Regions from separate parts of the Mus musculus genome. Here region 1 is linked to region 2. A link is a loop called in an ENCODE intact Hi-C map of the cell type or tissue named here. Cell type or tissue: gastrocnemius. All regions are shown on one strand. Each heading gives the region's core, and the rest is flanking DNA. Links, peaks and the distances in the headings are about the cores only.

Evidence for each region. A loop is a pair of places that touch in the nucleus more often than their neighbours do. Peaks named below come from ENCODE experiments on the same cell type or tissue, not always from the same donor. Only the 100,000 strongest peaks of a DNase experiment are listed, where the experiment ranks them.
Region 1: a loop joins it to region 2, with 2.6 times the contacts of the local background. A loop is called at or near these places in 16 of 42 quality-filtered maps.

What each region holds. Positions count from the first base shown.
Region 1 is chr9:22,403,379-22,418,545 of GRCm38, forward strand. It overlaps 9530077C05Rik (RIKEN cDNA 9530077C05 gene), which reads left to right and starts at 8,169. Exons shown (of 7, transcript NM_026739.3): 1 at 8,169-8,371. The coding sequence starts at 8,347. In gastrocnemius, for the core only: CTCF peaks have their summits at 5,140 (motif pointing left) and 8,093; a DNase peak (open chromatin) is centred at 8,105; H3K4me3 peaks cover 1,084 bases; H3K27ac peaks cover 828 bases.
Region 2 is chr9:22,217,458-22,232,624 of GRCm38, forward strand. Zfp809 (zinc finger protein 809) reads left to right here and starts at 8,255. Exons shown (of 5, transcript NM_001164624.1): 1 at 8,255-8,375. The coding sequence starts at 8,373. In gastrocnemius, for the core only: CTCF peaks have their summits at 8,527 and 9,136 (motif pointing right); DNase peaks (open chromatin) are centred at 7,817, 8,199, 8,474, 9,030 and 2 more places; H3K4me3 peaks cover 2,377 bases; H3K27ac peaks cover 2,259 bases.

The sequences.
Region 1 (15,167 bases), core at 3,266-11,265, 180 kb after region 2:
TGCAAGACCTCATGAGGATGACTAGTCACATAGCTGGAGCAGTAAGAACCAGCCCTATAGCCAAGAACAGATGACTCTGTCCATGAATCTGTGAGCAAGTGCCTGAAGACTATGTGTAAAACAGAACTTTAAATGTCTTAATTATATTGACATATGTCTTCATAGAGCACTTATTAAGAATACCTAAAATAAAAATGATACAAGAGTATTGGTAGGGTGAATATAAAAAACAAGAATGAGGGGCTGGAGAGATGGCTCAGTGGTTAAGAGCACTGACTGCTCTTCCAAAGGTCTTGAGTTCAAATCCCAGCAACCACGTGGTGGCTCACAACCCTCTGTAATGAGGTCTGACTCCCTCTTCTGGAGTATCTGAAAACAGCTACAGTGTACTTATGTATAATAAATAAATAAATCTTAAAAACAAAACAAGAATGAGGTAGATTCTAAATAGGCTAAGTACAAAGGCATCAAACTCATTTTTAGATTTTTTTTTTTTTTTGAAAAATACAGTCTTGCCGGGCAGTGGTGGTGCATTCCCACAGCACTTGGGAGGCAGAGGCAGGCGGATTTCTGAGTTTGAGACCAGCCTGGTCTACAGAGTGAGTTCCAGAACAGTCAGGGCTACACAGAGAAACCCTGTCTCAAAAACAAAAACAAAACAAAACAAAACAAAACAAAAAACAGAAAAAAGGAAGAAAGAAAGAAAGAAAGAAAGAAAGGAAGAAAGAAAGAAAGAAAGAAAGAAAGAGAAAAAAGAAAACTACAGTCTCACTGTGTAGTTCTGGTTTACTATGTAGACCAGGCTAGCTTCAAACTTACAAGAGATCCACTTGTCCCTGCCTCCCTAGTATTGAGATTAAACTCATTGCTCACCACACTTAAAAAGATTTATTTTGTTACATGTGTACGAATGTTTTGCCTGCGTGTAGTTATGTATATACCACATGCTCATTAAAGTCAGAATGTTATCGTCTCTAGAACCAGAGCTAGAGATGGTTGTGAATGCTGGGCATTGAACCCAGGTCCTCTGTAACAGCAGCCAGCGCTCTTAACCCCTGAGTCATCTCTCCAACCCATTATAATTTTTATAATTTTATAATTCCTAAGTTTTTCACTTTTGTTTTTGTTTTGAGATAGGTTCTCAGTCTGTAGCTCAGGCTGACATAGAACACGTTCTATTATAAACCAGGTTGGTTAGAGATCTACCTGCTTCTGCCTCTGAAGGGCTAGCATTAAAGGCATATCCCACTACCCAAACCCCCAAATCCTTAAGACTGATGAACACTGAAGAGGAAGTATACTTTCAATATCTACTCTAATTTGTATATATATATGTAGATATGTACATACAGTATATACTTATGCACATATATATTCATATATTGTAATGATGTCAGTATTTAAAATCTCCCTTACTAGTCCGTAAGTTCCTTCCATACTCTAAAAACATTAAACCAGGCACTTGTATATAAAAATCCATGAAATATATACATTTTGGGTATTTTGAAATGTAATAAAAATGGGGCTGGGACATAAAACAGTGGTAGAGTGCTTGCATAAGTACACACAAAGCTCTGAATTGGATAGCCAGCACCGAAAAGCAAACCAACTGATGAGTTATAAAGAAAGCAGACACAATGGTTCAGCATGCCAGCAAAAGCATTCAGAGTAAACTGCACAGGCTGTGGTCGCATGGCTTTATACACCTCTAACACTCTTGTTGGTATACCTAGGAAAGCAGGTCCTAAAAAGGAGGCGGACCAAAGTCTCATGCAATAGCCAACTTTATTCAGAGTGTTGGACAGCTTATACTTCCAGGGTTAAGAAGCATTATATAAGTAAGGCGTCCAATCACAGGGCCAAGCTACATGTGGCAAAAATGTTTTTCCATCGGGACATGTGAATAACAATAGCTGAAATAAATGCACTCCTATCCTCTCCACATTCTAAGAAGAATTCTGAGTTCTGAAGAAACTGAGATCACAAGACTGTCTTCTTGTTTTCTTGGAGTTCTCTCACAAGCACTCAGAATTCTCACGACTCAATTCTTGGACGGTGTTCAGAGAAATCTCCATTAGGACATTCTTTGTTTTCTTTTTTCAAAGAATAATTGTTGAATATAATGTAAAAGGGCAACAGGCTGGACCATAGGTATACTAGGACTGCCTGACTATCCACAAGTTTTCCTTTTTGAGAAAAAGTCCTTAAGCTAAAGTAACTACACACTAGACATGAGGAGTAGAGTACTCACAGAAAACTGGAAAAACAAGTTTCAGAATATGTGTTGCCAGAGTAATTGTAACTAAACTGCTTTAGCAAATGCATGAACTGAAACATGACGCATCTGAAGACTCATTTCCAGTCTGTTTCTTTGAGTTAACATTGAAAATCCACACATTTTCTAGTGCTCCCCACCCTAGAGTTACAGATGGTTGTGAGCTGCACGTGGGTGCTAGGAACTGTGCCCAAGCCCTTTAGAAGAGCAATACGTGCTCTTAACTGCTGAGCCATCTCTTCAGCTCCCCACTCTCCAGGTACTGTTCCTTTTTTTTTTTAAAATATTATTTATTTTTATTTATATGAGTACAATGTAGCTGTCTTCAGACACACCAGAAAAGGGCATCAGATCCTATTACAGATGGTTGTGAGCCACCATGTGGTTGCTGGGGGTTGAACTCAGGACCTCTGGAAGAACAGTCAGTACTTTTGTTTTGTCTTGTTTGTTTATTTGTAGAACATGATTTTAATATTTTCAACTGTTAATATTCAACAAATAGAATAATTATTTTAAGATACATTTCATTGTTATGTCCCCCTTTTCATTTCTGATTTTGTTAATTTGGATATTGTCTCTGTGGCCTCTAGTTAGTCTGGCTAAGGGTTTATCTATCTTGTTGATTTTCTCAAAGAACAAGCTCCTGGTTTTGTTGATTCTTTGTATAGTTCTTTTTGTTTCCACCTCGTTGATTTCAGCCCTGAGTTTGATTATTTCCTGCCGTCTACTCCTCTTGGGTGAATTTGCTTCCTTTTGTTCTAGAGCTTTCAGGTGTGCTGTCAAGCTGCTAGTGTGTGCTCTCTCCAGTTTCTTTCTGGAGGCACTTAGAGTTATGAGTTTTCCTCTTACCACTGTTTTCATTGTGTCCCATAAGTTTTAGTATATTGTGTCTTCATTTTCATTAAATTCTAAAAAGCCTTTAATTTATTTCTTTATTTCTTCCTTGACCAAGTTATCATTGAGTAGAGCATTGTTCAGCTTCCATGTGTATGTGTGTTTTCCGTTGTTTTTGTTGGTATTTAAGATCAGCCTTAGTCCGTGCTGATCTGATGGGATGCATGGGATTATATCAGTCTTCTTGTGTCTGTTGAGGCCTGTTCTGTGACCAATTATATGGTCAGTTTTGGAGAAGGTACCGTGAGGTGCTGAGAAGAAGGTACATTCTTTTGTTTTAGGTTGAAATGTTCTATAAATATCTGTTAGATCCATTTGTTTCATAACTTCTGTTAGTTTCACTGTGTCTCTGTTTATTTTCTGTTTCCATAATTTGTCCATTTTGAGAGTGGAAGTTGAAGTCTCACATTTTTTTTAAAGATTTATTTATTATATGTAAATACACTGTAGGTGTCTTCAGACACCCCCAGAAGAGGGCATCAGATCTCATTACGGATGGTTGTAAGTCACCATGTGGTTGTGGGATTTGAACTCAGGGCCTTTGGAAGAGCAGACAGTGCTCTTAACCGCTGAGCCATCTCTCCAGTCCCTGGTCTCCCATTTTTTATTGTGTGAGGTGCAATGTGTGCTTTGAGCTTTAGTAAAGTTTCTTTTATGAATGTGGGTGCCCTTGCATTTGGAGCATAAATGTTCAGAATTGCGAGTTCTTCTTGGTAGATTTTTCCTTTGATGAGTATGAAGTGTCCTTCTTTATGCTTTTTGATAACTTTTGGTTGAAAGTTGATTTTTAAAAAAGATTTATTTATTATTATATCTAAGTACACTGTAGCTGTCTTCAGACACACCAGAAGAGGGCATCAGATCTCATTACGGATGGTTGTGAGCCACCATGTGGTTGATGGGATTTGAACTCAGGATCTTTGTAAGAGCAGTCGATGCTCTTAACCACTGAGCCATGTCTCCAGCCCCTGAAAGTTGATTTTATTCGATATTAGAATGGCTACTCCAGCTTGTTCCTTGGGACCATTTGCTTGGAAAATTGTTTTCCAACCCTTTATTCTGATCTGAGGTGGTGTCTGTCTTTGTCACTGAGGTGCATTTCCAGTATGCAGCAAAATGCTGGGTCCTGTTTATGTATCCAGTCTGTTAGTTTATGTTGAATTGAGTCCATTGATGTTAAGATATTAAGGAAAAGTGATTGTTACTTCCTGTTATTTTTGTTGTTAGAGGTGGAATTATGTTTGTGTGGCTATCTTCTTTTAGTTTGTTTTTTTTTTCAATTTTTTTTTTAAGATTTATTTATTATTATATGTAAGTACACTGTAGCTGTCTTCAGACACTCCAGAAGAGGGCGCCAGATCTTGTTACGGATGGTTATGAGCCACCATGTGGTTGCTGGGATTTGAACTCTGGACCTTCGGAAGAGCAGTCGGGTGCTCTTACCCACTGAGCCATCTCACCAGCCCCTTCTTTTAGGTTTGTTGAAAGATTACTTTTCTTGCTTTTTTTTTCTTTGCTTTTTCCTAGGGTGTAGTTTCCCTCCTTGTGTTAGTGTTTTCCATCTATTATACTTTGTAGGGCTGGATTTATGGAAATATATTATGTAAATTTGAGTTTTTCATGGAATGTCTTGTTTTCTCTGTCTATGGTAATTGAGAGTTTTGCCGGGTATAGTAGCCTGGGGCTGGCATTTGTGTTCTCTTACAAGTCTGTATGACATCTGCCCAGGATCTTCTAGCTTTCATAGTCTCTGGTAAGAAGTCTCGTTTAATTCTGATAGGTTTCCCTTTATATGTTACTTGACCTTTTCCCTTTACTGCTTTTTAATATTCTTTCTTTGTTTAGTGCATTTGGTGTTTTATTATGTGACAGAAAGAATTTCTTTTCTGGTCCAGTCTATTTGGAGTTCTGTAGGCTTCTTGTATGTTCATGGGCATCTTTTTTTTAGGCTAGGGAGCCACCATGTGGTCGCTGGGAGTTGAACTCAGGATCCCTGGAAGAGCAGTCAGTGCTTTTAACTGCTGAGCCATCTCTCCAGCCCCAGATACCGTTCTTATCTGTCGAGGCTTTAGGTTTAATCTCTATAGCCTTAAAGGAAACAAAACAAAACAAAACAAAACATTGCTTGTCCTATGAATGGGTACACAAAATAGGGATGAAATCCAGTAAACCATAGGTCAAAAAACGCTGAAAAAATGCTAAGGGAAAATAAAGCTGAGAAAGGGCATATGGAATACGAAAAGGAACTTTAAGTAGTGTAGTTTTCAGAAGAGTGACATTTGGAAGTGAGGAAGGTGTTCTGTAGACAATCAGGAAGAAGAGTATTCCAAGCAGGAAGACTTACAGATAACAAAGGACGTGTGGTAAAACAGTACGTAGTGCATCTCTAGAACAGTGAGAGCATAGTAGGAGATGACATCAAAGAGCTGAGCAGAGCTAAGTCATAAAGAACCTCCCGGGTAGCTCATGAGCAGGGTGGCATGATCCCGTGGCAGCAAGATCCCTCTGGCCACTGGGTTTTGAAAACAGATTTGAGTCATGGTGAGACTACAGGATCATCCAGGACTCAGCTTCAGAAACTGAGGGTTGAGACGCCAGATGGGGTCATGTAACTGAATGTGGGGGTTGGGAAAATTTCTGTCAACAGTAAAACATTTCAGGCCAAAACACTGATTCCGAATCAAATGTATTGAATCCCTCTGGAGCATTTTGGGCAGTACTCACCGGCACTGCAGCAAGTGATGTCACTGCAGCTTTGGCTCTGAACACAAAATATGTATTTTCTATTGTATATGGTGTCACCCATCAACACTAGTGAAAGTGAATGCTACCTGAAACACCTGAGCTTGAATTCTACACGATTTGATGTTAAGAGTGGCAGTGCTTATATAAGGTTTTCTGCTCTTATGGAAACATAACGTGATGGATTAATTATGGAGACAAAGGCTTTTAGTATTTTTCCACCGCCACTCCCCGGCACGTAAGTACCTAATATATCTTATGAGTGTACTGGTTTAGAATGTTTTGCTTTAAACGTTGGCATTTGAAGGGCTGAGGGCTGGCTCAGTAGTTAAAGGCACTTGCTGCTCTTGCAGAGGACCTGGGTTCATTTTGCAGCGCCCACGCAGTGCCTCACAGCTATCCATAATCCCAGTTTTGAGGACTCTGACGCCCTCTTCTGGCCTCTATGGGCACTAGGCACACACATGGAACACATGAAAGGAAACACTCTACCCACAAATAATTTTTTAAAGACCACATTAAATTTTTAAAATAATCTTTAAGAACAATTTTTTAAAAGCTGTGTGAGGTTGTATACTCCTGTAATCCCAGCACTTAAGTGGCTGAGGAGAGAGGAGGGTCAGGAGTTCAAAGTTCTCCTCAGCTGTGTAGTGAGTACTAGGTCAGCCTACATGAAGCTTGTGTCCCTGCCAAAGGATGTGCTGATTCCAGTTTTCTTTCTTGATTGAAATGAACCTTGTCTTGGGATTAGGACAGAATTTCCAACATTCTGAAAATCACTAAGCATACTTCTGTGAGTTTATCCTGTGAGCTTATGTAAAATGGTACTCTCAGCATTGACAACTATAAAAGTGAAAGAGAAAAATCACCTCTGAAAAATGTGGAAGATGCAGGCTGGTGAGATGGCTCAGCAGTAAAGGCACCTACCACCAAGCTGACGACCTGAGTTCCATTCCCAGAACCCATTTGGTGGAAGGAGAGAACTGACTCCTGCAAGTTGTCCTCTGACCTCCACACATAAATCAAGGCATACAAGTGCTTACACACACACACACACACACACACACACACACACGCACAGAACTGTGTTGAAGATACTCTGTGCCCTGCATTATTAAATATTCAGCTGAGATTATTTATGTAAAAATAAACAAGCACATCCATCTCAGTGTGAAATTAGCTTTCATATTCTAAAATGGTAAAATTCTATATATACAAATAATAGATTTAAAGTAAATTTATGATTTAATTATTCACTATCAACTTCTCCCTCTCAAAACCCCTTTATGCAACCTCAGATATATACATAATATAATATAGATATAATATAGGGTGGCTTCAAGCTTATAGAGGAATTGGAACATCTTGATCCTCCTGCTTCTACCTCCTGAATGCTGGAATTAGAGATGTGTACCACCAGGCCAGGTTTGTATAGTACTGGGGATTAAATTCAGGGGTCTCTGAATGCTAAAGAGAGCCCTTCACCATCTGAGCTACACCCACAGTCTGTTTCCTTTTTCAATTCAGTTTAAAAAAAATTGTGTGTATTTCATGAGTGTTTGCGAGTATGGGCCTGGGGAGAGCCAGAGGGATGGGGTGCTCTCGAAGTGGAGTTACATGTAGTTGTGAGCTGCCATGAGGAAACAAACCCAAGTCCTCTGTAAAGTAGTCAGTGTTCTTAACTGCTGAGCCATTTCTCCAGATCTCCTTTTTAAATTAAATATTGCATTTATTTATTTTATTCTTTTTTTTTTTTTAGACATTCTTGTATAGTCAAGATGGTCTCAAAATTCACTATATAGCAATGATGGTCTTGAACCCCTGATCATCTTTGCTGCACATCTCAAGTGTTTGGATAACAGGAGTGTGCCACCATACCTGGCCATTTTTTTCTTCTAAAATCGCCCTATTTATTTCATACCATGTAAATTAGCTGGAAGGTCAGGGGTCTGAATTTGCTCTGGTCAACTAAAACTCAGAATTATTACACCATTTCTATTTCCCTCTACCATCATGAAATGAAGCCCTTTGAGCCTCATACAGATCCCGACCTCCCCACACAAACACCCCAGCCTCTGCGGACCAGCTCCTTGCACGGGTCCGCGTTGTGCACGCTGGGAGTTGTAGTTCGCTTCCCTTCTCTCCCTACGAGCAGGGTGTCAGTCGCAGGAGCGCCTCCAGCGGCGAGCATGTTTGGTGGCGTGGAGTGCGGGAAGAAGGCAGGATCGTCTCCTAGCAACGGGGTTGCAGCGACGTCACCGTGGCGGGTTCTTAGCTCTGAGACTAGGTGGAACCGCCAGAGCGCTTTCCAGCCTCTGGGTAAGACGTGGTCCTCCACCTTGCGCTGCCAGTCCTGCCCCATCTGGTCTCGAGCTGCCTTACGGGAGTTTTCGTCGGTGCGGCCCGCCGGCCTTGGCCTTGGCCTTGGCGGGACGATGCTGGAGTCTATTCGCGTAACGGGTGAGTGTAGGCACTGCTGGCCCAAGTGGCGCGGCTGCAGCGGGTGGAGACCGTTGGGTCTGGGACTCGGAAGACCAGGTGCAGTCGCACAGCCCTAGCCCAGCAGAGGTGAGGGGCAAGAGCTGTGCAATCTAGAGAGTGTAGAGTCCAATACGATTCCAGAGCATTTTAGGTGTGTAGTAAGGTGTTATATTTTCTAGAATGTTCAGAAAAAAAAAAAATCAGCTGTGAAAACACATCTCTACATTTCAGTGTATGTTGTGTATTTTTGTTTGCATTTATTAGCAAACATTTTGAATTGATGTTATTAATAAGAGCAGGTGTTTAGATCCAAGGTTGGAAAGTTTGTCTTTCATTTTTGAATAGATATGCATATTAGCCCTATTTAAATCTTTAATAATATTAAACAGTTCCAGAGTCATTTTCCTAGCATTTGATTCTGCATGAAAACATTTCTGCAGGACAGATACCAAAACAACGGAATAAAGGGAAATAGCTAATTCCCACAGTAGAGTCAAAAATAAGCCTAGAACTTTTAGCTTCAGGCTATTGCAGTACCCAGTAGACCAATTTTCCAAATTAGTTGTTTTGAACCCCTGACCCTCCTGCCTCAGTCTCCCCAGTGCTAAGATATGGACATCAATAGCTAAAACCATTCTTTAAGTTAGCATACAAAGTAAGAGGTTTCATTATGGTACTTTGAAACTCCTTTCATTATATGTTATTGCAGAACTTTTTAAACTGAAAAACTAAATTATTTTTAAGTGAAACTACTTTCTCATCTTAATTTTTTTACACTGTTTGCTGTTCAGTGTTATAAAACACAGAACCTACTGTTGTGCGATTGCGATAACCTACAGACTATTCCACTGTTATGTTGACAGGAGACATGCAGTTATAAAAGCCAAGATCTTAGAGGCCACTTAAATTGGCATTAGGCTTTTTAAAATTGTGATTTGATGTAGATATAACTCTTTCACCTTAAAACACATTATCAGAGGCAGACGCAGGTGAGCTTAGTCAGCCTGGTCTACAGAAGTTCCAGACCAGCCACTGATACCCTGTCTCTAAAAACAAACAAACAAAACTCCCAAAACAATACAATGTCAAAACGTTGCTTTAAAACATCAAGCCTGGCAGAAGAGTGGCAAATATGAGGATGACTCAGTGGTCCGTGTGCATGCAGCTGCGTAGTCGGGCTGATGGGATACTTGCTTACTAGAGACCAGGATCGAACAGGAGATGCCAGAAAGAAATGCATTCTTATGTACACTAACAAAGGTAATGAAAACTTCCGGTCCGTTTTATGATATAGAACAAGGCCTCTCAGCCACAGCAGTTTAATATTGAAGGAGTTAATTCTTTATTGTGAGCGACTGTTTTAACACACAGAGAATTGTGACAACCAAAAATGCCCTGTGGGTGGCAAAATACTCTCCCTATCATCCAGTTAAAATCATTGCCTGCAAGACAATAGATTCTGTTGCCACGTGAGTCACTGGGTTTAGAAACTACACCAATTAAAATTATTTTCCCCCAAACTGAAAGTCATTGTGGTGAGAGAATGATTAAAATATTAGTATGGCATATGATTAAAATATAGTATTAGGAAACAGATATGTTGAGAGTCTGCAGTACAGACTGTATTCCTATAGAGCCAGGGGTTTGCAGATGGATTCTTTTTAAACTGAACACCTACTCTTGTTAAATCAGTTCTTTCACCAGAATTTAATGGACTACAAGTGGCAGACCTTCGTGGTCGTGCATTTTCTGATGTAGGTAACTTGGCAGTGAAACACTAGCATTAGGGAAACTTGTTTCTGGTATTTTTAAACATTCACCATTGTTACAAAGCGATTATTAGTATTAGTATTGTTAATTTATTATATAGGCTCTCCTGTTGTGTAGGCTTCGTGCTGACATATCTGTCAATCAATAAATGGGACAACCAGAACCTTTATGGAGAGTGTAGCTGAGAAACAGATCTGTACTATCCAGACTTCCCCTCACTCTGCAGTGTCTCAGATGCCCCTGCCCCTTTCTTGCCAGTAGAACTTGATTGCAATAAGAACACTGATGAAAATGTGGACCTTTTTTCTTTTTGCTTTGAAAGAGCAATATATATGCCAGCCTGGTGGCACAGGCCTGGAACCCTAGCTACTGGGAAGCTGCAGCAGGGAGATGCAAGTTCAGGTCTTCCTGGCTAACTTAAGTGAGTGCCTGTCCCAAAATACATGTCTGGGGGACTGGGGATGGCCCAGCTGAGAGCGTGCTCGCCTAGCATGCAAGCACCCTGCTTCTGGTGCCCAGTGCCAGCTAATCCAGGTGTGGTAGTGCACACTTAAAACCCTACCACCCAAGATGTGGAGGGAGAGAATCAGAAGTTCAAGTATGGTAAAAAACTATAAATGTAGACTAAAGTGGCAATTTACATTCCAAAACTGAAGCAGTTGTTTGTAAAATCACTTTGTATGGTACCCGAGTTTTACTTAGTCATGACGTTCTGTGATCTAGACATGACATCCTCGTGAAACTGCTAACAGGAGGGTGAGGTGACACAGAAGTGAAAGTTATTAAAAAAAAAAGAATGTTGCTTAGAAATGGCATCAAGTCAGAAAAGGTTTATTTTCTTTCCTCTCTCACTCCTCCCTCTGTCCCTTGTCCCTTTGTCCCTTTCTTTCCTGTTTTTTTTCTGCATGGTACAGAGTGGCCTCTTGGCTTAGTCTCCTGAGTGCTGGCATTACAGGTTGCAACACCACATCTAGTTCTAGCTCATCTCTTATAACTCTCTCTCCTCACCAATTCCACCCCTTCTCCCTCCCCTCTCCTTCTTCTCCTCCCCTCCTTCTTCCTCCCCTCTTCCCCTCCCTCTCTCTCCCCTTCTCCACTCCCTCCCCCTTCTCTTCTCCTCTCCCTCTTCTCCCCCTCCTTTCCCCCTCTATCTCCTCCATCCTCATCCCCCCCTCTCCTCACTTTGTAGCTGTGACTGCTGCAGAGCTCACAGCCGTCCTGTCTCCAGGATCTCATAAGGACCACAGCTAGCTACTTCAGTGTCTCATGTCTTTCTGGGATGACGTTCTTTTCCATCAAGCCTCAGGCAAGCAGCTCTGCATGGTGGGTGCACCTGTAATCTCAGGATTTGGAAGATCAGGGGTTCATGGTTATCCTTAGCTACACAGTGAGTTTGAGGCCAGTCTGGGATCTGTGAGACCTTGTCACAAAAAACAAAACTTCCAGAATCCTAGCATTGCGGTTCACCCATGCAATCCCAGTGGCCCAGTATTTGGTGTCATGTTTTTTGTTTTTGTTTTTTGTTTTTGCTTTCAGTTTTTTTTCCTGTGAGATCTGCCTGCCCTAGCCTCCAGAGTGCTGGGCAAAACGGCCTGAGCCAGCCATGCTTGGTTTCCTTTTAGTTTTTAGAAACAGGGTCTCACTATGTAGTCCCTGTTGGCTTCAGTTAGAGTTCCTCCTGCCTTTGCCTCCCAAGTGCTAGGGTTGTAGGTGTGAGCTGCCCAGTGGCCACCGCCATGCTGAGCATGTACTCCAAAGTCCCTGTGGAGAGTACCTCAGTGTTATCCTAGTAGTGATAACAACAGTGCAAACGCATTTGGTTTTTACTTTCAGAGGGGGGGGGAAGAGAGAGGAAAGAGAGAGAGAGGGGAAAGAGAGAAGAGAGAGAGAAGAGAGAGAAAGAGAGGAAGGAGAGAGAGAGAGAGAGAGAGAGAGAGAGAGAGAGAGAGAGAGAGAGAGAGAGAGAGAGTTGGGAGTAATAAACATGCTGCAGCACATGTGTGAATGTCAGAGCATGATTTTCTGGATTCAGCTTGTCTTAGTCAGGGTTTCTATTCCTGCACAAACATCATGACCAAGAAACAAGTTGGGGAGGAAAGGGTTTATTCAGCTTACACTTTCATACTGCTGTTCATCACCAAGAAGTCAGGACTGGAACTCAAGCATGTCAGAAAGCAGGAGCTGATGCAGAGGCCATGGAGGGATGTTCCTTACTGGCTTGCTTCCCCTGGCATGCTCAGCCTGCTCTCTTATAGAACCAAGACTACCAGCCCAGAGATGGTACCACCTACAAGGGGGCTTTCCCCCTTGACCACTAATTGAGAAAATGCCTTACAGCTGGATCTCATGGAGGCATTCCCCCAATTGAAGCTCCTTTCTCTGTGATAACTCCAGCCTGTGTCAAGTTGACACAAAACTAGCCAGTACACAGTTCTTGCCTTCTACTTTGTGAATTGATTTAGCAACAAGCATCTTTACCCATCTCGCCAACCCTAATAAGAGCCTTCTAATGTTACACTTATTTTGTATTGCTTCTGTGGTTAGGGATCTATAAGCACTTTAGCCCTGATGGTGGAGATGAGCAAGTGTTGACTTATAACTAAGGACAGACACAAATCTTTCCCGAGCCTTAGGAGAAACTCCATCCATATCTTTGACTCCTCCTCTCCAGCCTCGTCTCCCACAGCCATCTAATCTTCCCACTTCTGTAGTACCAATCCTCAGATCCTCCCTGCCTCCCTAGGTTTGCCTCTTCTCCCTGGCTGCTTGGCTAACATATACTTATCTGGCATCAGAAAGCACTTAGTAGGTCAGTTCTCACTTTGCACCAGACTCTCCTGACACCTTGATGTAACTGTCATGGTTACAATTTATATTTTTTTGTATTGACGGCTTTCCCAACAGCAAAACTCTGAACTCTTTGCAGTGTGGGACTGCTTTCAATTGGTTTGCTCTCCTTCGTGCTTAAGAAAGGGGAAACAGAAAGGCAGCCTAGGGAGGGAAAGAACTTGAGAAAGGACAGAGAATTTGGTCCCTTGAATGTTGTTGTTCTCTATTTTCTTTTTGCAGGGGTGGGGCAGTGTTTTTTTACATAAGTTCTCATTCTAGCTCAGAATGGCTTGGAACTCACTGTATAGCCCAGGCTAGCCCCTTGTCTTAGCCTCTCCTAAAAATTAGAAGCAAAAGCTAGAGGCCTAAGCTAACTTTGCTGTTCGTGAACAATATATAAATGTAGTCATGTATTCCTTTGATCTAGCTTCCACTGTTCAACATTACCTGATGTTGCTCAGCGCTGGCACTTGTAACTTCACTTTTATTTTCTGTGCACAGTACTCTAGTATTCTGATAAGTACTGTTTGATAGATATCATCTGAGTGCAAGAGATGAAATACTCTTTAATAACATTAAAGTGTTTCTCTTTGGACACTGTGGGGCTTTTGTTTTGTTCTGTTTTATATTCCTGTTGGCAACCAGACATCCTTTTTGCAACATTAACCCAAGTTGTCGGGTTTTATAATAAGTATTAGTGCATCATGAAATTTTCATTTGGCCAGGAGTATAGCTAAGTGGCAGAACAGCTAGTTAGTATATGCAAGACCCTAGGTTCAAAACCCAGAACTGTACTCAGAGACAGCAGCTCTCCAAGTTCCAGGCCAGCCTGCTCTACATAGAGTTCCAGGCCAGCCAGGGTGGTACAGAAGAGACCTTGTATCAAAAAACAAAACAAAACAAAAAACCCCAAAAAGCTAGGCAGTGTGTGTGAGGAGGGATAGGGGAGTGGAGAGATTGCTCAGCAGGGTAGAACACTTGCTGAGTTTTAGAGGACAATAGTTCAGCCACCATGTACTGACAGGTACCAGGATCTGGCTCCAAGGGACAGAACCATCTCTTCTGGCACCTGAGGGTACTGTACACGAGTGGCATCCATTCACTCCATTCGCAGACACACAGAAAGACGGTTACAAAGTAACAAGATGCTGGGGCAAAAACAAGAAAGGAAGAAGATAAACTCAGAACAGCAAAACAAAAAGAAAAGAGAGAAGCACCATTTTGTCAGCTGCTGGTATTTTTCCACTGCGTGTTGTTTTTGCTGGTCTCGTTTGTAGTCAGGACTTTATAACTTTTCAGAAACCTAAGCCATTCCCAGCAGTGAAACGCTTGTTTACTGAGCAGTGTCCCTTCTCCTGCATGCTTTTAGATAGGAACAAGAGCCCCGATGGGTTTAATGATTAGGCTAATGTTACAGAGCGTCCTTGACAGAGCCGGGGAGGAAGCCAGGAATCTGAGTGTCCTTTTCTCCTGTTCTAGATACATAGGGAGCTTTTGTTGTATTGGAGAATTCAGTGTATTTATCAGAGTGCTAATGCTGAGAAGCAATTTTAATGAAGTAATACTATTTGTCTTTTAAGATGCTCGGCTAACCCGGTTAGCCTGTATACAAAGGGTTTCAAATGTGTATGCAGTGGGTTTGGGTTATGCTTTCTCCGCCCTATCCCTCACCCCCTCCCACTCCTGAGGCATTCCCTTCATGTCTTCTTGGCCTTTGGAGGGATGCTTACAGGAATATACAGGACAGAAGCAGCACTTTACCAGTGACCACTATGAAAATGGTCTCTCTTCTCTGGCAACCATTGCCAGCTTTACCTTGTGCAAGCAGCCCTAGCTACCATGAGTTGATGGCGCCCAGCCCTCCTGTGTCTGGGAACACCACTTCACAGCAGCCCTCCCGATAACCTTTTCACCTTCTCTTCTGTGGTGTTACCTGGGTCCTGGAAGTGGGGGGATGATGCAGCGACGAGTCCACACTCACATGTGTCCTGCATTTTGAAGAGGTGTGAGTCTCTGTTAACTGATGTCTATTGCAGTGAGAGCAGAGAGCTGTACTGATCTGTGGGTATCAGGATAAGTATTTATTCACAGTCCACTTAGCAAAGAAACGGTAGCAGGGTGTTCCTGAGGGTGTATGACCTTCTCAGCCACAGGTTCTTGGCACTCCAGGTTTTTA
Region 2 (15,167 bases), core at 4,383-12,382:
CGACCAGACCAGGTCACACCCACCTGGGGCACTTGTTAAGAATCAAGACATATGCTGGGGAAATGGTCCAGTCATTGAAAAGTGCTTGCTGTGCCAGCATGAAGCCCTGACTTTGATCTCCTATGACTTCCATGAGAAGATAGGTGCATGCTGCACACCGTCATCCCAATACCAGGAAGGTGGAGACAGGAGGATCCCTGAGGTGGGACAACCAGTTCTAGATGAATTTGTTTAGTGAGGGACTCTGTCTCAAAAAAGTATGGTAGACACACACACACACACACACACACACACATGAGGGCAGTTTTCAATAGGCCTCAACCTCTGTCCCAAAGATTCTGGTTCCATGATCTGTGGTAAGACATATTACCAATACCTCAGAATATCTAGTTGGTGTTCCCTGGCCATTCTTTGGGAATCCTTTACAAAATGCTTCTATCATAGCCTCTCTTCAGAACTCCTGATTCAGATATCAGCGTATGTACCAAGCTGTCCCAGCCTATCTCAGTGACATCATCCTCTCCTGGGGTCGTCCTATAGGAGGGCTACCCTCACCACATGCCTGTGCTTGGGCTTAGGAGCCACTCCCACACTCTTCCTCACGTTCAGCTCAGCTCAGCTCTACATCCTGACAGTGTTCACACCCAGCCATCCTCCGTTCCTCTCCACCCTCCACACTGCTTCTGTTGAGCCACTGTGGTTCAGCTTCTTACCCTGTATCCTGAAGCAGCTGCCCACGTGACGACCCCCCCCCCCCCCCCGCTCCCAATCCTATGTTCTGCTGCCCAGTTGCTCTCAGGACAGGCAGTGCTACTCCCTGAAGTAGCACTCGAGGGCCTTTCATAGCTGTGCCTGCCCACTCTCATCCCTCAGGGCTCCCTCCCTGGTGACAACTCTTGGATCTGCTTTTCCCCTCTCCCATTCCATTTGCTTGATGGAGTGCCCTCCCAAGCCTATCCACTAGCTGAACTTCTGCTGGAGGGCAAGGATCAACATGGACTTGACTTGCACTCTCACCATCTGATGACTAAGCCCAGGAGGTCGGTGACATGCTCGCTTCCCTAGGATTTGTATCCTACAGGCTTACCCATCCTAAGTGCGCAATTTGTTTTGTGTAGCTGAAGAGCTGGGTGTTTGCTAATTTCAGAACACATCATCAGCCCAACAGAAGTCTTGAAGCTACTTATAACCCTTGCCCCACCTCCCACCCTTGTTCCAGGCAGCCACAATTTATTTTCTGTGTTCCCAGTTTTACGCATTCTGGACTGTGGGTGGCAATGGGATGATAAGGTGAGTGTCTCCCTCCCTGCTGGAGCCTGTATCTGCTTGCCAAGCTGCAGCTCCCTGGGTAGACATACTCCCATTGTATTTATTGGGTCTTCAGAGGATGGGCACTTGGGTTGCTGGCACTTTCTAACTCTCACAATTGGTGCTAGCATGAGTATTCACATACAAGTATTGGGTTGTGTTTTTCCATCGTATCTCTGCTGCAGTTGCCTCTGAAATGTCTAATCAAGGCCTGTGGCTTAGTCACCAGCTTGTAGCACTATTGTGAGGCAGTGGGACACACCCATGTCATCCCCTGAACCTAAGTCCCAGTAAGTGTCAGTGGCTGTGAGAACTTGGCTATCTGGAAATTTTCTGTCCATAAAGCACATGGTTCCATAAGCCCCCAGAAACATAGGTGACCTTTTGCTGCAAATCATGACAGCTATAAAGGTGGTTCATGCAGTAACAAAGCCAAAGCAATTCTTTAGACTAAGAATCCTTCCAGACTCTCGGTCGGGACAAGACCTCCTTCAAGAAGACAGCAGTGCAGGAGCCAGGGAACTAGCTCATTGATTAAGAACACTGGCTGCTTTTCCAGAGGACCCCAGTTTGATTCCTAGCACCCACATGGAAGCTCACAACCATAACTCCAGTTCCAGGGACTTGATGCCCCAAGGACACCAGTACAACCTGGTACACATACATGCAGGCAAACACGCGTACACATAAAAGAAATGACATTTTTTAGAAAAAGCTGGATGGTGCAGCAACTGGCACTTGAGTATTTGTTTACTATAAGTACCTGCTGGTATTTGTGGACACTTTCTCCAGGTGGACAGAGGCATTCCCAACTAAGGTTGAAACAGCAGAGGTAGTGGCTAAGGAATTGCTGGAGAACATCTTACCCAGGAATGGATTTCTTCATATGATAGGGTCAGACAGTGCACTGACATTTGTGTCCAAGGTAAGTCAGGGTGTCGTGAAGTTTATTGAGGCAGATTGCAAATTGCATTGTGCATACTGACCCCCAAGTTCAGTACAAGTCAAAAAGGATGAATAGAACATTAAAAGAGACCTTAACTATATTAGCCTTAGAAACTGGCAGGGACTGGCTGATTCTCCTTTCCTTTGCCCTATATCTGGTAAGGAATTCTCCTTAGCAGATGGGACTAAACTCCCTTCAAATTATGTATGGTATCCCAGCCCCCACTGTACCCAGCCTGCACTCGGCAGCCACTGAAGAACTGGAAATGATGATTTAACACTTAGGGTTACACACAACAAATAACAATTAGTTATTGTGTGTAACCAACATTCACGGAGGTGAATTCAGAGAGAGAAAACCAGAGAGAGAGAGAGAGAGAGAGAGAGAGACAGAGACAGAGACAGAGACAGAGACAGAGACAGAGACAGAGACAGAGACAGAGACAGACAGAGACAGAGACAGAGAGAGAGACAGACAGATAGACAGAGACAGAGAGAGACAGAGACAGAGAGAGAGACAGACAGAGATAGAGAGAGACAGACAGACAGAGACAGAGAGAGACAGACAGACAGAGACAGAGACAGACAGACAGAGAGACAGACAGAGACACAGAGAGAGACAGAGAGAGAGAGACTGCAGGCTATCTCCAAGTGCAGCCTCAGAACAACAATGGGTCACCTGTCAGCTTGCATCTGCATTCTTGCCGGAGAGTCTGATTTAGTAGCTACCCAATGAGCTTCTAAACATGTTTGGCCTAAATTATGTGCCCTCTATGAAGCAGGCCTGATTCTGGACTTGCATAAGTTTCAACCAGGAGACTTGGTCTATGTAAGGAAATTTCTCCAAGATGGTTTGAACCCAGGTGGAAGGGACCCCTTACATCATCCCGTTGACAACTGCCATCAAAGTGGATGGAATCACCAACTAGGTGCACTATACTCACACAGGACCTGCTAACCTGTTCTTTACTGAAGACTACCTGACTCCAGCCACGCCAGAGTGGAGGGTTCTAAAGAGCACCAAGCCCCTCACGTGAAAATTGACTCTGTCCTGTGTCTACATCTCCGCTGACTGTACATATTGCAGTCCCTAACCCACACCAACCTTTTGATTTCACTAGGGTAATTGGCAATCCCAAGACTGGCTATTGCACCCAACTGGCCTATACAAAAGGGCCAATCAGAACTTCCTGGTTCCCAAACTTGAGTTTTGATTTGTGCTGGCTGATAGTTCATGGCCCAACACCCAGCAGTCTCCTCAAGATTCATACCCTAAATGCCGACGGAGGACTTTTTATGTATGTCCAGGGGAAAAAGAGCTACCAAATGTGGGGGTCCTGAAGAGTTTTACTGTGCTGCCTGGGGATGTGAAACATCACTCACCGGAAATGGGGGATGGAGGGTTTCAAGAGATTCCTGAACGCTGGCAGTGTCTGCAGAATAACTGCCTTTTGCCTTTGTATACTATCTGAGTCTGGGGTATCAGCCTCAGGTGAATCACAGACCCTTATGGAGAGATTGGAACAGGACAGCCAGGACTACACAGAGAAATCCTGTCTTGAAAAATCAAAAAGAAAGAAAGAAAGAAAGAAAGAAAGAAAGAAAGAAAGAAAGAAAGAAAGAAGAGAAAGAGACAGAGAGAGAAAGGAAGGAAGGAAGGAAGGAAGGAAGGAAGGAAGGAAGGAAGGAAGGAAGAGATTGGAACATACTGATTTGACCCTCTGACATCGCCTGCCTAAGGAAACTAGGGTACAAGCTCTAAGAGACAGAATTTGAGCTTCTGAGAGACCCTTGGGGGAAGCTGCAAGGAAAATTAATATTTCATGTGGAAAAGAGCTTGAAAAGCACTGTAGAAACCAATATTTGGATGAGCTCAATAAACAGGAGGAAGAGATTTGGCAAATTTAGACAAGCTAAAAATATGAACATTAATTACCCTGACTGTTCAGCACCTTTGTGTTCTCAGGCTAACACTGTGGCCACATGTTTTTGCCCAGGTGAGCTATGATTTGGAGGCTTTTCTCAGAGTTAAAAGTTAATATATAACTTGCTTTTGCAGACAATGAACTGTGACTTTGTGTGTGCATTGTGTTTTCTGGTGACATAGCTACATGAAGCTTTGTGGGAAAAATAATGGGTTTGAGGAAAATAATGAAAAGGTTTTTGATGATGTATTATTGTATAACAAGGAAGTGTGTAACCAATAAAAGACTGAGGTGAACTCAGAGAAAACCAGAGAGACAGAGAGAGAGAGACAGAGAGACAGAGAGACAGACAGAGACTGCAAGCTGTCTCCAAGCACAGCCTCAGGACAACAATGGGTCACCTGTCAGCTTGCATCTGCATCCTTGCCTGAGACCCTGATTTCACTCTGTCCCAATTCTCCCTTCTCAAGACCCTGGGAACGACTGAGGCTGGTCCTTGGTAGGACACCTACAAACTGCAGACGTGAGACTAAAAGCATGGGGAAGTCACCTACTCTTAGGCAGTTTCTCCCAGGTTTTCTCAGAGCTTTTGTATTGGACAACTCCTTCAGCCTGAACACGGTGAACTTCAGCTGATGAAGCAGAATGAGCTGCACGGAGCATGGCACAGCCTGCTCCTTCTGGCTCCATTCCCACGTAGTGAGAACCTGAGAAAAAAAAAAGAAAGAAAGAAAGAAAGAAAGAAGAGAAAGAGACAGAGAGAGAAAGGAAGGAAGGAAGGAAGGAAGGAAGAGATTGGGGACGCACGTGGTTACAGAGAATCCCAGATGTCATTCTTGATGAAGGACTCATTTCTGGGGAGGTGTATCCTATTGTTAGTAGATACTAATGCTTAGTTATTCCCATAATACATAACAGTGTATTACTTATACTGTTTTTTTGTTTTTGTTTTTTTTTTAAAGATTTATTTATTTATTATATGTAAGTACATTGTAGCTGTCTTCAGACACACCAGAAGAGGGAGTCAGATCTCGTTACGGATGGTTGTGAGCCACCATGTGGTTGCTGGGATTTAAACTCTGGACCTTCGGAAGAGCAGTCGGGTGCTCTAACCCACTGAGCCATCTCACCAGCCCACTTATACTGTTTTTAAAAGACAGGTTCTTACTGTGTAGATTACTCTCTATGTAAACCAGGCTGGGCTGAAACTCTCAGACCTCCACCTGCCTCTGCCTCCTGAGCGCTGGGTTTGATAACACCGGATGATAAAGTTGCTGTCAGTATTCAGATGTCAGGTAGGTGTGTAGGTACATACCAATAATCTCTAGATTTACCGATGAGGATAATTAGGAGTTCAGGTACACAGCTACTACATAGATAATTGGAAATTTGAAACTACCCTTGGCCACACGAGACTCTGTCTAAATCAATCAGTCAATTAAACAAAAGCCCAAACAAAATGAAAATCAGAGCAATCCCCGGGTCCTAAGGGAAGGAAATATAGAGAAGGACCACCAGAAAACATTCCCGAGATGATTAAAAGAGCAAATATTTAAATACATATGGAAATCAGAATAATTGTAGAGTTCTAGTTTGTTTTAAAGTGGTTCACACAAGTTTGTATTCGCAGTATTTGGAGTCAGAGGCAGATGAGGGTTCAAGGCCTGCGTGGGGTATACTGAGAGTTCCAGGCTAGCTTGAGTTATATAACAAACCCTGTTTCATAGAGAAAAGAAAGGAATGAGAAAATAAAAATGAGTGGATATGGTGAGTATACTATCTACACAGGATGGAGTTTAACACTTTGGGGTAGTTATTATCGCAGCCTTTTTAGTCACGCCGAGATCTATTTGTTTGGATACAAATTTGTTGACTGACACGATTCTTACTTTTTTGTTTTTTAACCAAAATGTCTACAGTACAAAAGTCTCGTGAAGGTGAGGACCCTACACAGTTCCCCTCAGATCCTAGCTCACTACTACATTGGGCTCAGCCAGGAACAAAATTCGCAGTAAGGATTGCACTGTGTAAGTGTGACACAGACCCCGCTGACAGGCCTCACACAGCAGCAAACCGTTTCATAAGCCAGTCACTTCACATACATCCACACAGACGACTGTTGAACTGTGTGGATGGTGGGGTCTCCAAACCCAGGTTCTGACTGAACGGGGTGACCTTTGTAAGTTCTTATTCAGGATGTATATGCTGCATGGATTCAACCATTGTGCTGCCATCAGCTTCTGTTTAGGAAAGGTTTTTCCTTGTGAGTATCAACAAACTCAAGCCACAATTCCTCGCTTTGCTGTGCTCTTAAATGGATACATCTGGACAAAATGGGCAATGTTAGTCAGTTCATTTCATTAAAACATGTGTAAGCACAGTATCATAGCCTACAAATACCCAATGGAATGGAGGTAATACGCATATGTGGGGCACATTATACAAGCCTTTAAATTTTCCTACATTACTAATGCTGAGATTCACCAGAAAAAAACCCAAACTCCACCATTTTGAGCCAAATTTGAAGTAAACTTTATTAAATATTGACCAAGAGATGGACTTTGGTTAGAACCACTTATTTCCTGTAATTTCCCAGCTGAAAGTGGGCCCGGGTCACGTGCTATAGGCCAGGGTCACGTGCTATAGGAGTTTGTAAAGACAAAACCCATAGGCTACCCTCTACTTTCTTTGCCATGGGGTTTCCTTATTTTCCAGGAACTACAGCTTACAGCATTCCAGGAAGGTACCTGGTCCCCAGGCAGGTGGGGCTTACACGTTAATTTGGGATATTACAACATGACAGATTTAAAATGTTGTTGGTCTTCTATTTGGTTATTATACTCTGAATGTTAATACAGAATGAATGAAAACAGTATAATTACACATCTGCATGAAAGGGCCATAATGCAACTCATTACTCTGAGCATTAGCCGTGGTTTTAATAAAAAAGTTTTGCAGTACTGTTTTAAATTTTGTGTTAAAAATTGCTTCTCGGGCTGGAGAGATGGCTCAGTGGTTAAGAGCACTGACTGTTCTTCCAAAAGGTCCTGAGGTCAAACCCCAGCAACCACATGGTGGCTCACAACCATTCTTAATGAGATCTGACGCCCTCTTCTGGTGCATCTAAAGACAACTACAATGTACTTAGATATAATAATAAATAAATCTTAAAAAAAAAAAAAGAAAAGAAAAGAAAAAAAGAAAAGAAAAAAATTGCTTCTCAGCGGGGCGTGGCGGCTCATGCCTTTAATCCCAGCACTCAGGAGGCAGAGGCAGGTGGATTTCTGAGTTCCAAGTCAGCCTGGTCTACAAAGTGAATTCCAGGACAGTCAGGGCTACACAGAGAAACCCTGTCTCGAAAAAAACCAAAAAAAAAAAAAAAAAAATGCTTCTCATGTAAAGCCCCAGAGGGGCTTTACCTGCTGGAAGACCCCAAGTGAGACAAGATCTATGTTTATTTTTTCTGGTGCGCAGGGATCGATCTTCAGCAGTCTCTCAAGCAAGAGACAGGGGGCGATCCCGGTTCTAGCTTACAAGCACCGTATACATTTTTTTTTTTTTTTAGAGGGCAGATTACAGTAACAGCTTCTAGGCACTTGGTGATGGATGGCTAGACCTTTTGTCTGGTTGGCTGGGTGATATCGGGTCATCCTTGGAGAGTACCTTCGTTCCCCAGAGGGCCCAGGTAGCCTTCAGCCAGCACTTTTTTTTTTTTTTTTTTTTTTTTTTTTTTTCTGGTATGTGTTTTGTCAGAGTCGGTCTGGGTTGGGTCAGAGTTGCTTAATCTTATCATTTATCCACAGGTCAGCACCCCCCACCCACCCCCCGCGCCACACACACACACAGAGAAACACAGAGACACACACAGAGACACATACATCACATCACAGTAAGAAAACTTCACGGGAATTAAAATAAATTATTGTGATACCGTTTTTCTGTCCGCTAAGACTTTCCGTATGATCAGACAGCCTTATGCCCTTTGCTACGCCCCGCCTTCCGTCATCGATTGGTGACTTTGACTGTCACTCAGGCCCTGTGACAGGACCGCTCTGAAATGAGGAAGTGGGGTGGATTTAGAAAGTTCAGAGGAGGTCTGAGCCTGCCATCTTGGGTCCTGTGGTCCCCAGGCGTCCGTTGCGGGAAGTTGTGCTGGTGGCGGAGACCGAGTCACAGGACGCTCCCAGTCCCATCATGGTGAGCTCGGCGCGGCGTCCCTGTGGAGCCGGTGTGGATGGCTGTGGGATGGGGGCTGGGCGGGCTCAGGGCACCCCGGAGCGTCCTATCGCGCCCCGACCATGCGTGGGGACTCGAGCTGGCTGCAACGCCCTGCACAGCTCTGCCACCCACAGGCAAGAGACAGGAATGCCTGACCGCTGGGTCGCTTCAGCGCCGGTGTCACACTAGGAACTCTGGGCTTCCGTTTACCTGCAAGGTTGGGATGGGGAACTCTGCGCCCTGTCTGGAAACTCTCGGAAGCTGGGTGCAGGGAGCTGGGTCTAGTAGGGGTGACTCTCCATCTGTCTGTCACTCTGGGATAGGCCTGTCAGTGTCCTGGCTGTCACCAATCAGGAACTTTATAGACTTGGGAGATGTTGATAGAACCCATCCTTAGGATGGATGAGAGACTAGTGGGTCTGAAAGGATCCCCGAGGATTAAATATTTTTGCGCATTAATTGGAGGAAGTGGGGAAGATAAAAATTCAGTTCCTTGTCCTAAACAGTAGTTTTAAAGTATCTGATAGACTTAATCTTAAAATTGCTGAGGTACAGGAATAGCCACGCATTGGATGTGTGTGGTGCAGACTGTGACGTGGTACCGAGGAGCAGAAGGCAAGGGGGAAGCAGTATGACTGTGAGATCTCTTCAGGCCCTGAGTTGCTCTTTTTTTTTTTTTTTTTTTTTTAAGATTTATTTATTTATTTATTATATGTAAGTACACTGTAGTTATCTTCAGACACACCAGAAGAGGGCGTCAGACCTCGTTACGGATGGTTGTGAGCCACCATGTGGTTGCTGGGATTTGAACTCGGGACCTTTGGAAGAGCAGTCAGTGCTCTTAATCGCTGAGCCATCTTGTAGGACCCCAAGAAGGAGCCCCCCACTCAAGTCTCAGGTCGCGGGGTCACCCAAAGAAACATGAGAGACCTTCTTGAGGCAGCTTTAATGGCCGAGCTCCGGGTCAATCAATACGTATCTCACTCAGGAGACAGAGGAATCGACCCTGAGACTCAAAAACTCAGGGTTTTGATAGGGTAGGGTCTAGGAAGAATTGGCGCGGTAGTGAGCAGAGTAGTACCGGGGCGTATAAGAATTCTAAAGCCGGGGGCTTATCAGAGTCGACAATGCATCTGGTTAATGTTTCAGCTTTTAACTATGCTCTCTATAGAAAGGGGGGCAAGCAGGAGGCGCCGGGCTGCCAGATGGTCAAAGAGTCAGCCAAGATCGTCAGAAGCAGTTCCTATTCCCTCCCTTTCTTTACGACCGGGAGACCTGGGAGACCTAGCTTCAAGACGGACTCGGGCATGCCCGGGCTAGTTTTCTTTGCAGTCTCAGTCCCAGGCCTTTTTAGTTTAAACCTTTTATTTTATTTAATTTCCTTTCATTCCCCTCTTCTTCTGAAGAATAAAGATAAAAAAATTACTGAACTCTTCCTCACCCCAGAGCCCGACCCCTCCCATCTAGAGATTGTTCCCAGAACACTCCTGAACTCTTCACCCCAGAATGCATTCCTGAACTCCTCACCCTAGAGTTCGAACCCTCCCAACTAAAGACTGTTCCAAGAACATTTTTGAGATAAGGGCCTCCTGGAACAACCTCAGAATGAACCGGGTACATTGCCAAATAATAGGATATGACCCCTTAGTTACGTAGAATTCCCTTGGCAGAACCCCTTAGTTATGCAAACTTGTACTTTCCCTGCCCCGCTCTCCCCCCTTGAGTTTTTCCTATATAAGCCTGTGAAAAATTTGGCTCGAGGTCGATTCTCCTCTACACCATACTAGGTGTATGAGTTTCGACCCCAGAGCTCTGGTCTATGTGCTTTCTTGCTGTTACTTTATTAAATCTTGCCCACTACATTTTGAGTTCGGTCTCAGTGTCTTCTTGGGTCCGCGGCTGTCCCGAGGCTTGAGTGAGGGTCTCCCTTCGGGGGTCTTTCACTTCTACTAAGTAATTCTAATCTTAGAATTTCAGAAGTCTATATCTCTATGTGGAGAGTAGAAATCATACTCTTTTTCTATCTTAACTATAGGTTGGTATTGATGCTGGAGGACCATAAGCTATACTGTATCTTTAACATGGGAACAAAAACAGAATAAGGTATCGTAAACAGGACTAGGCAGGGACCCTTCTAGGGAGGCTTGAGGGTCTCTGGCTGGAACTGGTGAGATGTCCTTGGGGTACTCGGCTCGTTCCTTGTAGCCAGTTGTGACCAGACTTTTTTCTGCACGACCTGCAAGCCTTTTAACTTAGCACACAGATCATTATTATAACATAGGTTTAAACGCATCATTTAAGACAGTGATGGGCATAGGAGCCCCTTAAACGATCTCAAAAAGAGTATGACTGAATCAAGAGGGAGTATTTCTAGTTCCAAATAGGGGAAGGGGAAGGAACACCAAGTCTGCGCCGGTCTCCATGATTAATTTTGTCAAGGTCTGTTTTAGAGTTCTATTTATTTTTTTTTATCTGTCCTGAGCTCTGAGGTCTGTACACACAATGCAATTTTCATTTGACCTCTAAATACTTGGCCACACCCTGACTTACCTGGGCAACAAAGGCAGGGCCATTATCTGACACTATTGCTTTTGGCACTCCGAATCTTGGAAAATTTTCTTTAATAATCTTCTTGATGACTATCTGAACAGTCTCATTTTTACAGGGAAAAGCTTCTATCCATCTTGAGAATGTTTACAAAAACCAGAAGGCATTCATATACATATTTTTCTCAGTAAAGTCTTATTTCCCAGTAGACACCAGGTCTGTTTTCCCAGTGTCCCTGGATCTACTCAGGGCGCCACGGTCCTCTACCCCTGCGTGGTGTATGACCGTGGGCCCGAGAGCGCTCTTGAATTAAAAGTCCTCTTGCAGTTTGCAACAAGACTTTCTCGTGAGTGATTTAGGGTGTCGCCTCTCCTGAGTCCTCACGTTGTGAGGTCTTTCAATCTCACCAGCCCCGAGTTGCTTTTTTTTTTTTTTAGATTTATTTATTATTTTATGTAAGTACACTGTAGCTGTCTTTAGACACACCAGAGGGCATCAGATGTCATTACGGATGGTTGTGAGCCACCATGTGGTTGCTGGGATTTGAACTCAGGACCTGTGGAAGAGCAGTCAGTGCTCTTAACTGCTGAGCCATCTCGCCAGCCCCGAGTTGCTTTTTTTTTAAGGCAGGGTTTTAGTATGTAGTTCTGGCTAACCTGGAACTTAATATGTAAACTAGGCCAGCCTATAACCCACAGAGACCACCTGTTTCTACCTCTGAGCAGGATTGCAGGAATGCACACATACCTTGCTTTTCATTTTTGACATTTTGCTTTATTGCATTTATTTATAAGGGGGTATGCTATAGTGTGCATGTGGTGGACATCAGTCTTGGTGGCAAATACCTTTTCTAGCTTGGCTGTAAGACCCCAACCCTCGATCCACTAGTGATACTTCGAGATGCCCCCGAGTGAGACACTGAGACACAGATCGATGCAAAAGCAAGAGGCCTATTTTCCGGCACATCAGGATCAACCTTCAATTAGACCCTCAAGACAAGTGACTAGGTGACCCCCGAATGGCTATTACACAGTTTTTATAGTTTTTAGGGGGCACAGGTTACATCAGCAAGGTTACAGTTTAAACTTATTGGCTAAGCATATTGACTTTTAAATCTATTGGCTAGCAAGCATGGGCAGATCATGGCACGCATTTGAACTCTATCTGGGACTTTGCAGAGGGTCAGGTGACTATCAGTACATTTTCTCAAGAATGTTCCTGCTCCTCCCAAGAACTGTGGTTGGAGAACCGAACTTTGCCTAGCCTTGACCCCCTTCCCCCCCTCCCCCCCGGCAGAAAAGGGAACCTGTGGGGGGTGGGGGGTGGGGATGGGGGGTGTAAGGCTGGCAAAAGCCCTTCACAGCCACAGTCAGCCCAAGCTTTTTTTTTTTTTGGTCCATTTTATCTATATTTTCCCACTGACTAGCATAGTTAAATTGTTGAAAATGGGTGCTGGCAGCACGGACGCTGCATTCAAACTTTGGCCAGATTGTCCAATAAAGCCTGGCGTTTACAAGGAAGAAAAAGCCAGTGTTTAGTTTTCTCTGAGATCTATTGAGTTGAGGGCTTTCAGGGTCAGATAAGGTTTTTAAGTTGGCTGGAGCTAGTTACTTGAATGACTCTCTTTGTAGGGACTGTAGATACCAGGACTCAGCAGAATTCGGCAAGGATGATTGGGAGTTGATGGATTTCATTTTGTAATACTATTTGGGATTAGCCTTTTCTCCTGGGTGTTTAAGACCTTGTAGATAGCCACACATTAGACCCTGTTATGGGTAGACGGGGCTCCTTGAGGGTTTCTTTGAGCAGGTTGTTTGGAGAACCTTAGCCTCCTTTGCTCCTTTCAATCAGTTGTGTGATCTGCGGGATGGGTCAAGGTCTTGGTAAGAAGTGTTTATCCTCTGGTCTCCTGTGACCTAGCTAAAATATTGATTGTCATCTCAACCCCTTGTCTTACTGGTCTTAGATTCCAATATAACTGTTAAATGCCCATAGTGTAGTTACAACAGATTTGAAGGACAAACTGTGGTTTGAAACACTGCTGTTCTGTAACACTAAAAACTTGACTCACAGTAAGACTTTTTGTAATTGAAATATATATATTTGTAATTTTATCTATTTAATGTATGAGTGCTCTGATGCACAGGCCAGAAGAGGGCATCAAATCCCCTTATAGATGGTAGTAAGCCACCATGTGGTTGCTGGGACTTGACCTCAGGACCTCTGGAAGAGCAGCCAGTGCTCTTCTTAACTGCTGAGCCAGTTTACCAGCCCCATTTTTTTTAAAGGCATGTACCATTATGCTCATCTAATTTTTTTATGTATGAGTGCTCTACCTGCATGTACATCTGTATGCCAGAAGAGGGCATCAAATCCCATTATAGAAGCCACCATGTGGGTGCCAGGAATTGAATTTAGGACTTTAGGAGAGACTGAGCTATCTCTCCAACCCTGTATTTAAAATCTTGACAAACTTAGTAGAAACTGCAAAAAAAAATTTTTTTTAAGAAAACATATTGTCTTTGCTCTTTGAAAGCTTTATGTATTTTTAGCAATGTCCCTTAAGTTAGTTTGTATAAGTCTCATTGTGACATGAATTTTCTGGTTTTTTTGTTTTTTTGTTTTTTTGTTTTTTTTTTTCTGATCTCCTTTTCACAATCCTTTACTTCAGTACAAAACTATTTTATCATACAAAGTCTTTGCCAAAAAGCACCTGCTTCTCATCAGGATAGTGTCTCAGAGTAAAGAGGCCATCAAAGCCTGCACATAGACCACATCTAATTACTAAATTTATAATAGTTAAGCATTTATCTTCTTTTAAAAACTCTCTTGAGAAGTTCCTGTGATATATGATGTGTTTTGTTCAGATCCTTTCTCTAGCTCCTTCCATGCCCACCAAACCAAAAAATTTTCCCCCAACTAATGTAATTTAAAACAAAAACAAACCTTTACACTACTTAGCACTGCCAGCATGAGAAGGGTCTACGGTCTTTGCTGAATGCGGGCAGCCTGGGCTACAGCCACGGCAAACTTTACTCTCCTTGCCTCGGAGCCTCTCAGCCCAGGCACGTTGGAATTTCACCTGACTTAATCTTGAGCCTGTAGTCATAGCTTCTGTGAGTTCATGAGTTCAGTGTCCCTGACAGGTGGGGAAAGCAGTGTTTCAGAGCAGTCCTCCTTAGCACCTGCCTCCTAGACTTTCTTCCCCTTCTCCCAAGATGACCCCGAGCCTTGGGCATAGGGAATGTGGTAGAGGTGCGCCATTCGAGGCTCAGTTGTCCAGTGCCTTGTTCTGTACACCTTGACCAGCTGGAAGTCCCTGCATCAACCACTGCCTGCTGCAGAACAAAGCATCTTCAGGTTATAGGGGATGTTGGCAGCGGCAGTTTCATATCATGTCTGTTTAAGTAATGGTAGTTAGTTCTCCCTAGAGCTGTGCATCTTTATAGCTTGAAAGAGATATTCATGTGTCCAGGTCCCTTTGTTCCCAGAGCTTTCTGAATTTTAGCCTGTATTCCCACAAGCCAACTGTTAGAGATATGGCAGTAAGTATCTGGACAGACTCCTGATGGGAACTGGAGGGTCTGGGTCTGTCTGTGCAGTGCACTTTCATCAGGCTGCCGGAGGTCTAATGATTCCTGCCCTGTTAGCTCCCTGGAGCAGGTTAGAGGAAAGCTCGACCGACTGTCAGCAGCAGCAGTTAACAAAATGCCCTACTAGAGAGAAATGGGACCTTTGAGGTCAAATTTTCAGGATTGACCAGGAAACGAGTGGATTCTTTTCCATTAGCATATAGAACTGAGAGTTTGCTCTGGATCTAGATAGGTTACTGTAGATTCCTATGCACTGGACAGTAGGGTTCTAGCTATATGTACCTAGTCTTCCTTTCCTGGGGTGATGTTAGGTGACTAGACTCATTTTCCAGGACTCTGGCATGTTGTCTGTGCTAGAGATTGGTGTGCGTATTTTCCCAGTGGTCAGTGTAATCTGTCAATTCATTTTTGCTTTTGAGGGGACTTGATACATGTGTAAATGGTTATTAACCTTGTTACCTTTGTGTGGAAGTAAAGTCAGGGATTCTGAAATGCTTTATACTTGAGACCCCATTTTTCCACCAGGAAATATCTTTATGTCCTTAGATATTCATCTGTACAAAATAGATGTGCATATGAAACATTTGCTGATAATAAGAACTTTATTTTAAAATAATGTTTTGGCATATAT